Regions from separate parts of the Homo sapiens genome. Here region 1 is linked to region 2. Evidence: chromatin contacts called from ENCODE Hi-C or POLR2A ChIA-PET data. All regions are on one chromosome and are shown on one strand. Each heading gives the region's core, a stretch centred on a gene start or an enhancer-like site at or near the end of the contact. The rest is flanking DNA. Distances are from core to core; before and after follow the strand shown. Region 1 has its middle 58 kb from the start of PJA1. Region 2 holds the start of EFNB1 (ephrin B1).

What was found. A loop is a pair of places that touch in the nucleus more often than their neighbours do. ChIA-PET counts read pairs that join two places held with the same protein, here RNA polymerase II (POLR2A). Pooled maps may share reads with other maps.
Region 1: a map of PC-9 shows a loop between it and region 2 (8-fold over the local background). The contact joins the enhancer-like site here to the promoter of EFNB1 in region 2. A Hi-C loop is called at or near these places in 3 of 168 maps with a recorded cell type or tissue (PC-9 and naive thymus-derived CD4-positive, alpha-beta T cell), 1 of 37 single-sample maps with no recorded cell type and 18 of 50 pooled maps. POLR2A ChIA-PET finds 5 or more read pairs at or near these places in 14 of 52 experiments (A549, AG04449, AG04450 and 11 more).

Annotation. Positions count from the first base shown.
Region 1 is chrX:69,105,700-69,109,357 of GRCh38, reverse strand. No RefSeq gene overlaps it. Among named protein-coding and RNA genes, the nearest start is that of PJA1, 58 kb to the left of the region's middle. RefSeq lists an enhancer at 3,420-3,658. Within about 2 kb of position 1,927, at least 5 of the 41 ENCODE cell types and tissues checked have a DNase peak (open chromatin) inside an H3K27ac peak, as active enhancers do.
Region 2 is chrX:68,827,192-68,831,343 of GRCh38, reverse strand. It overlaps EFNB1 (ephrin B1), which reads right to left and starts at 2,323. Exons shown (of 5, transcript NM_004429.5): 1 at 1,440-2,323. The coding sequence starts at 1,567.

The DNA.
Region 1 (3,658 bases), core at 678-3,177, 280 kb before region 2:
TCTCTCTCTGTCTCTTTTTTGATCATTTTTGCCCCATAATCCCTGCCGCGCCCCCCCCCCCCCTCCGAACTGCCCCTTCATGTCTTGGTAGCAAATGCTCTTTCCCACCAGCTGCACTGCCCACTTGGGCTGGTATTGCCCCCACACCGCCCCTGGCGGGGAAAGGAGCAGGCAAGCCCAGGGCCGCAGACCATGAAACCTAGAAGACAGTCTGACCCTACCCTCAGTCATCCCCAGAGATGAGAAGGACCTGGGCACAGGGACTAGCCCCAGGCTTTTCTCCAAGTGCCTTGTCCAGAGATGGAAAATGAATGGCTTAGTGGCAGTGAGCGAGGTGGATTTACTTACATAGACTTTTCATGTTCTTTATACAAAACAAACTAGTCCCTGACAATTTTCTTCTTCAAATGTTGTCCTGCTCCCCTAAGAGCTGTGTCTTGAGGTGATCTGGACTCACTCCCTATGCATGGGCCTCAACCTCCCCATTTGTGCAGTGAGAGAGGCTGGACTGTGTGGCTCCCAGGGTTCCTTCAGCTCAGACTGTCTATGTCACCCCATCAGATGCCATATTCTCAGCCATGTCTCCCAAGAGGCCCTGGGGGTTTCTCTCCTGGGGGTCAGCTTTGGGTGGCATCATTGTGATGCATTGGACCTCACCAGCCCTGCTTCCCAGGAGGTTTTCAACTGGGTCTCTTACTAAGAAAGCCCAAAGACCAGGATCCTAGAGAGAGCTGTCAGGCAGAGGCCAGCATGGACTTAGAGAGCATGGCCTAAGAGAAGCCAAAGAGCAAGCCCTCTCCCAGGGGGAAATGATGGCAGAAAGTCCTGGGTTCAAATCCTAGCAGCTCTGCCACGGACTCACTGTGTGACCTTGGACAAGTCACTTCCTTCTCTGAGACTAAGTGTCCTCATCTGAAAAATGAGGATAAAAGAGTCTTTCCATCACATGGTAAAAAGGGTTGCTCAGCAGAGGAGCTACAAAAGGTTGCTTCCTTCCTTCTCCAATCTTCCCCAGGATCCTGTGTGCAGGGGCTGGTGCCCTCCTCCTTCCCCTCTTTGCTCCTTCTCTGTGCTGGGAAAAGCAGCCATGGGCCTGGTCCTGCTCAAAAGCACGGCCGGCCAGCCCACTGCGGGGCCAGGCTTCACACTTGGTGCTTCCGCAGCTGATGAAAGCCTCTTGGGAGCCATTCAGGGGAGGGAAAGGGAGAGATGGCAGGGGAGGGCAGTGGGGCAGAGAGGAAGAGAGACAGAAAGAGAAGCAGAGAGAGAGAAGACATAGAGAAGATAGAAAAAGACATGCTCAGGGACACAGAGAAATGGACCCATCTAGAGAAGAAGACAGGTTTGGAGAAAGGCAAACAGAGAGAGAGAAAGGGACAGGCAGAGAAATAAAGCCAGAGACACACACAGAGGGAGACGGAGCCAGGGAGAGGGCCAGAGAGACAGACAGACAGACAGTGGGTCCAAAGATGAAAACGAGAGACGAAGGCAGACAGAAAGGCCAGAAAGAGAAACAGAAGCAGGCAGAAAGAGAGGCTGACACCAAAGAGAGAAAGAAACCAAGAGACATGGAGACAGAAAGACTGATGGAGACATAGAATGGGAAGGACAGAAGGGAGGAAGGAGGGAAGGAAAGAAGGAAGGGAGGGAAAAGGGTGAGGGGAGGGGAGGGAGTTGTTAGTTCAGGGCTGAGCCTGAGCACAATTGGCTGACACAGCACATTCTCCTACACTCTCCCCTCTCCCTCCTGCTGCTGCCTCCAGCTGTCCCCTCCCCCTTTCCTTATCACTGGGTCTTTGGCTGGGAAAGGGGCCCTGTGGCCTGCTTGTTTCACACATTCTTCTAAGCCAAGGTTAGCTGGTGTTCCTAGCCCCTCCCCTGCCCTCCTCCACCTACTCAGCAGCTCTAGTGCTCAGGTAGGGAGGAAGCAGGTGACCACCCCAGGGAGAAAGGGCAACATTCCAACTCCTCAGCGGCCTGAAGAGTAGGAGGAGGCAGCAGGAGAGGAGGTTGGCCTGCTTCATTCACTTGCAAGCTCCTGCTGATGCTGTCATCTCCTGGAGGGCTTGCCAGGGTCCCAGGGGCCTGGGGTTCTGGGCTGAGCCTCAGGCTTTAGCCTGGAATCTGAGCTCCACCTCTGATGCTGCTGCAGCAGTGGCTGGCCGGCTGGCCAGGGGGCTCAAGGTGGCCAGCTCTTACTTCCTAAATGGAAGCAGATTCCATTTCCCCCAAACCAGCCTCTGTCAGAGATCTCTAGGCCTGGCCTTTGAGGATCTTCTTCAGACAGGATTCCAGAAGGAAGGGAAACTGTAATGAACAAGATTTAGGACCTGAGATGGGGGTTGATTCCTGGGGAGCTTAGTTTCAGCCCTGACAGGAGGGGAGAAGGCATCGGGAGTGTGTCAGGTGGCTGCTTCAGGTCCTGCTTCTTGGGGCTTTAGGAATAAGGGCAACTGAGCAACTATAAGGTCAAGGAGAAGACTACATAAATATAGAGAAGACAAAAGTCCAAATTTGTTTCCTTCCCTCCTTCTTCCTCTCAACACACAGTTCTGAGTATAGGTCACTCTGGATTACCCCCGCTTCCCCTCTCACTGAGGGGTGTTTGCTGGCTGGGAGGAGACAGGGACTCATGCCCTAGAAGGATAAGTTGAATAATCTGGAGTTGTTGATCCTGGAAAAGAGAAAACTGTGGGAAAGTGTGGGAGGTGTGGTCTTCATCCTCAGAAGTCTGAAAGGCTGTCATAGGGCAGAACACTGACAAAAAAAATCTTAGAGCTGAATAAAAATCATCAGGTGTAACCTGGAGGGGAAGGGACCATCCAAAGATGAGCCAGGGAGGCTGGCTCTCAAATGTACTGCTCTTTCCATCCCCGTCCCCCTGGCCAAGTACCCTCCCCATCTATGAGAGTATAGAAAGCAGAACAGGCACAAGGAGGGGGGTTCCAGGGAGGTGACTCCAGACTTTTAATAGGGAACCACTTTCTGACAACTAGAGTGGTCCAAGAAGGGAAAGGTACTAAGTCCCCCCCTCCCCACCCCAAAGCTAGGGGTAGGCAAGAAGTCCTCTGGCAGGGCATTAGGTGGGAGTGGAATGGGATGGCGTTCAGGGTTCCTGCCAGCCTGGGAAATGGACCCAGAATGACGATGGTCCACTGGGCTGTAAAAGAGCTATGTGCCATGGGCAACTTCCTCCCTTCTCTGGGCTTCCATTTCCTCATTGCCCTATGGTTGGCCTTCCTCCCTGAGGACTGGGTTCGGATCCCACCAGGGTCTGCTTGCAACAGAAGTGATCAGAGCCTAGAATCTCACGTAAGCAGCTGGCTCCTCTCCCTCTGCTGCCCGATTTTCCATGGGCTTATATGCTTTTCTCTGGGTCAGTGTCTGAGGATTTCATTTAAAGAGGCAGAAGGCAAGGTAGACAGAGTCAGCCCATGGTGGGGCTGTAGGTGTGACCAGAGGTGCCAGGTTTGACAAAGTAAGTCCACAAGTTGGCCTGCCTGGAGAGGTGATGAGCAACCTGTCCCTGGAACTCTTCGAGAAAATGCTGGTTGACCACTTGGGAGAGCACTGTTGAGGGAGTCCTGGTGGCCTGAGAATCTGCAGTCAAAAGGCTTGAGGATCTTTCTAGACCATGCCAAGCAGGTGTCTCCTGGGA
Region 2 (4,152 bases), core at 1,074-3,573:
CATCCCACCAACCAGTAATAGGACTCTACCTTAATCGAGGAGAAGAAAACTAAAGCTGCCTTCTCCTACTCCAGGGCTGAGAGATCAAACGTCCCTGGGACCCAAGAGGCCAAGGTAGGCAGGAGCCTGGGAAGTTACCCGGGGCAGGGCGGGGCTGGGGGGGAGGCGGCGTGGGGCAGCAAGAGTGGACAGGAAGAAATTTGAGATACAGGAATCAGTGATCACGGATGGAGCAGGTCAAAGCTCCCCAGTTTCCTGCTAAGTGGGGTTGTTCGCACATTGCTGGGACCTCCAGAAAATTGAGAGGAAGGGCAATTTTGACCCTTGGTTCCAACCTGAGTCCTGGATGCCAAAAGAGAAGGTCCAGAGGTCACTACAACAGCCCCAGCGACTTCCCACTAAAAGCCCAGAAACCACTGAGCCACCGCCCTGAAAGGTGTGCGTGTTGTTTGGAGGGGTTGTGTGTGTGGTGGTGGTGGGGTAGTTGTGCAGAGGAAGGAGAAGAAAGAAAAGAAAGGATGTCCTTTATATAGCTGCCCACTCCCCGCCCCAACCCCTTGGGGAAAACTAAGCACAGCTTCCCAATCTGGGGGACAGACTCGGGGGCCAAGGGGACCTGCCTGGGCAGGAATCGCTCCTTCTCCACCCACCTCCCTCAACAGCTCGGCCGCCACTCTCCGCCCTGGCGGGCCCTTGAAGCTCTGTTACCGGCTCCATTGGACCCCTGACGGGCACTGGTTCGAACCCCCACTACCCAACGACCACTCTCCCACTCCGCCCCTCTCCACCCGCTGCCTTTGTGAGCCTGGGAGCAGCGCCCGCCTTTCTACCGCTCCGGCAGGGAGAAAGGAGGGGCGGGGGGCAAAAAGAGACAGCAAAGCAAAAAGCCAGGGAGGAAAACAGGGAAGAAAGAGAAATGAAAATGGGAGAAGCCCGAGTGGGGATGTTGGCGCTGCCACCCACCCCAAGCGCCGGGTCCCGCTCTGTGTTCCCTCCACAGCTACGCAAACGAGGAACCCGTGTTCTGGCCTCGTCCCTCGCCCGAGTCAAGCTCGCTCCTGGAGCGGCTCTCGGCGAAAATCACCACGTTCCCAGGGGCCCCGGAGGGAGCTGCGTTCTCGCCTCCACTCAGTTCTCCGGTGCGCTCTCGGGCGCCCGGACTCCCCAGCTCCGCCTGTGCGACCACCTCGACTTCATCCAAGACGTGCAGAGGCAGGGGGTGGGAAGCCCGGGGGGTCACAACCCAGCCAAGTGCCCCTACCCCACCCCGCCGCACCCTGCTCCATCCGCCCGCCCGCAGGAAAACACTCGAAAAAGCCGGAGACAAAATGAGGCGCCGCTCCTCCTCCGAAGACCTCCCCACATGCACTCCGGGGCGTGCGGCCTCACCCTGAAGGAGTGCCTCCCACCCCAGCGTCCAGAGGAGATAAGTTACTCACTTGGGGTTGAGGGAGCTCCAGGATACGGGCTCCAGGTTCTTGGCCAGCGGTGTGGCGAGCCGGCACAGCGCCCACACGACCATCGCCACAAGCCACTTGCCGAGCCAACGCTGCCCAGGCCGAGCCATCTTCCCGGGGGCAGACTGCACTTCGGGATCCCTTGGCGCCTCCTCACCAAAGCTCGCCTCGCCTTCCTCTGCCGCGCTGCGCTCGGAGCCGCTCAGGCGCCCATCCTCCGCAGCCGCCGGCCTTGAAGTGCTCCCCTCCCGCCGGCTTCGGTGTCGCTCTTCTCCGCCCGGCCGGCCAGGAGGACTCACTGGGCAGCCGCCCCCAACCCGGGCATGGGCTTCGGCCCCCGAGGGCTCGTTCTCCTGGGCTCTCCGCTGCCGCACGAGGCGCGACGGGGGCTCTGCGCCCCCGGGTGATCCCGCCCGATTCCGCTCGACTTCCCGAGACGCTTCGGGGCTGCGCGCCCTCTCCCCGACGGGGTCTTCCCGCAGAGGTCTCGGTGACCGCCCCGACGCCTCGACCGTCCCGGGATCGCTGTCCCTTGGAAGAAGTGGGGGTTTCCCCACAGCACAAGCTCGGTCCCCGGGCTCCCGACTGGGCCGCCCTGGCACGGGCTCCGTTCCTCCGGGCCACACTGGGACTCCGGGCTACGCGCCCCCGGACAGCTTCTACTTCAGCGCGGGCCCTGCTCAGTGTACTTAGAAGAGCGGGGAGATGCTGCCGAGCGAGCCAGTCCCATTAGTTTGCGCCCCCGAAGCCTCGGCCGGGTAGCCCGGCAGCCTCGCGTCGCCGAGTCCTGGCTCCCGGGCGATCGAGCCCGAGGGTCTGCGGCCAGTGCGAGCCTCACAAACCTCCCACTGCTGTCCAGCTCGCATAGACTCCCTCCGCTGCCGCTGTGCTGTCTACTCCCTTGCTCAGGCGAACGCAAGGCCAACCCTGCTCTCTTAGCCAATAGCAAGCTCAGTGGCGGGGTCCTTGCCCCATACCACGCCCCCAGAGCAGGAAGGGGGCGGGGTTTCAGGGAGCTCTTAAGGACGCCGCGCGCCCGATGGCACCAATCTGAGTGTGCGGCTCGTGCGGTTAGGGTTGGGTCCCTCTCAGTCCTGTTCCCAGAGAGCTCAACCCGTGGGAAGTTGGCACTCTCAAGAGCTGCCGGCCTGCTCTCCTCTCCACGCGTCTGGTCAACACCCCAGCCCACTGACCCTGTCCCAAGTACCCCAGGAAAGTATTTCCATTTTCTTTTTACACACAGGACCCCTGAAGTCCTGCTCTGTGCCCACCTCCGTGTCAAGGACAGCCTGTCTGCTCCTCGTCCAGTCCCACGTAAGGCTTTAGTGGGCTTTCCTCCTCTCGCCCTCAAAATGCACTGTCTGCTTGCACTTGGACCCGGAGTCAGGAACATAAAAGTGAGAACAGTGGGAGGGGGAAACTGGTGAGGGTCCAGTACTTGATTGGGGTTAGAGGTGGGGCGGGGAGCAGGGTGGGGTGTGGTGGGGAGAGAAGGCGTGTTCATCGCCCCTGGGGACCAGGCCTTCGGAATCTCAGCTTTCTGGGGGAGCCTTGTGGGACCTCTGGAGCCAAGATTTAGTCTTGTCCTGTCCGAAGGCGCGGGCAAGGTCCCGGGATAGGCAAGCGGGGATGAGAGGGCACGTCGATAAAGAAAGACACCTCGAGGGCAAAGAGGAAAAAGCACAGGGCATGAGACTTTTGAAAAAGCAAAAGCGGGCATCCTGGACCGGAGAAGCCGGACTCCAGCCTGTCCCGGCCTCGCCATCTGGGTCTTTGTCTCCCAGCCCTGGCCCATTCTTCCCGCCCCGCCTTGCCTCTTTGCTTATAACTTGGCTCGATCCCATAGCTCAGACCTTCCAGGTCCGACCCACTCTCGCTGGTCGGACCCCAGAGGACGTACCCACGTGCTAATGTCTCCCCCTGCTGGACTTCCATAGCACTGCGGGCGCCTGGGATAAACCCGGAGCTTGCCATAGCACAAGACCTGGGACAGGCGTAGCCTTGGCAAAAACCGTCACCCTGTATGGGGAGGAAGGGAAAGAACTAGAAGGATATCTGAGTTTGGGGTAGGCTTAGGGACTGCCAAGAATACAAGGTCTCCCCACTTTTTCTTTATGGAGATAATTAGATGAGCAACATTCCCAAAGTGCTCCACCATTCACACAGTTTCATGTCCATCATCTCGCTTAATAGGTGACTGAGCTACTGCGTTTCTCAGTGGATCCTCTGATGATCTTTGTGGCTGTAGAGGTGGGAATAGCCCAGATTTTGTCTTTTTATTTTCTCCCAAATAGAGGAGAAAATAGGGAAAATCTGGGCCCTTCCCACTTCCAGGGGCAGCCCTTGAGGGTGAAGTGGCTCTGGGTAGGTAGGGAAAGAAGGAGCTGTTTGGGGTCTCTGAGCTCTCAGCTGGACCCTGCATTGGGGTGTAAGGAAGGAGAGATGAGATGAATAGGGTGTAGGGACACACCAGTAGTCTAGCTGGGAGACTGGGATCCCTGGAGTGCATGCTAGGACATCAAAACCTGAATACAGAAAGCAGCCTGCTGCTTACTGAGTGCCTACTATTGTCAAGAACCAAGTTAGATGCTTTTCCTTTCATAACCTTTTGAAATGAGTTTCAGTATCCCCATTTTACCTACAGGGGAAAGTAAGGCTCAGAGAGAAGTGACTCATCTGAGATCACCAAGCTGAT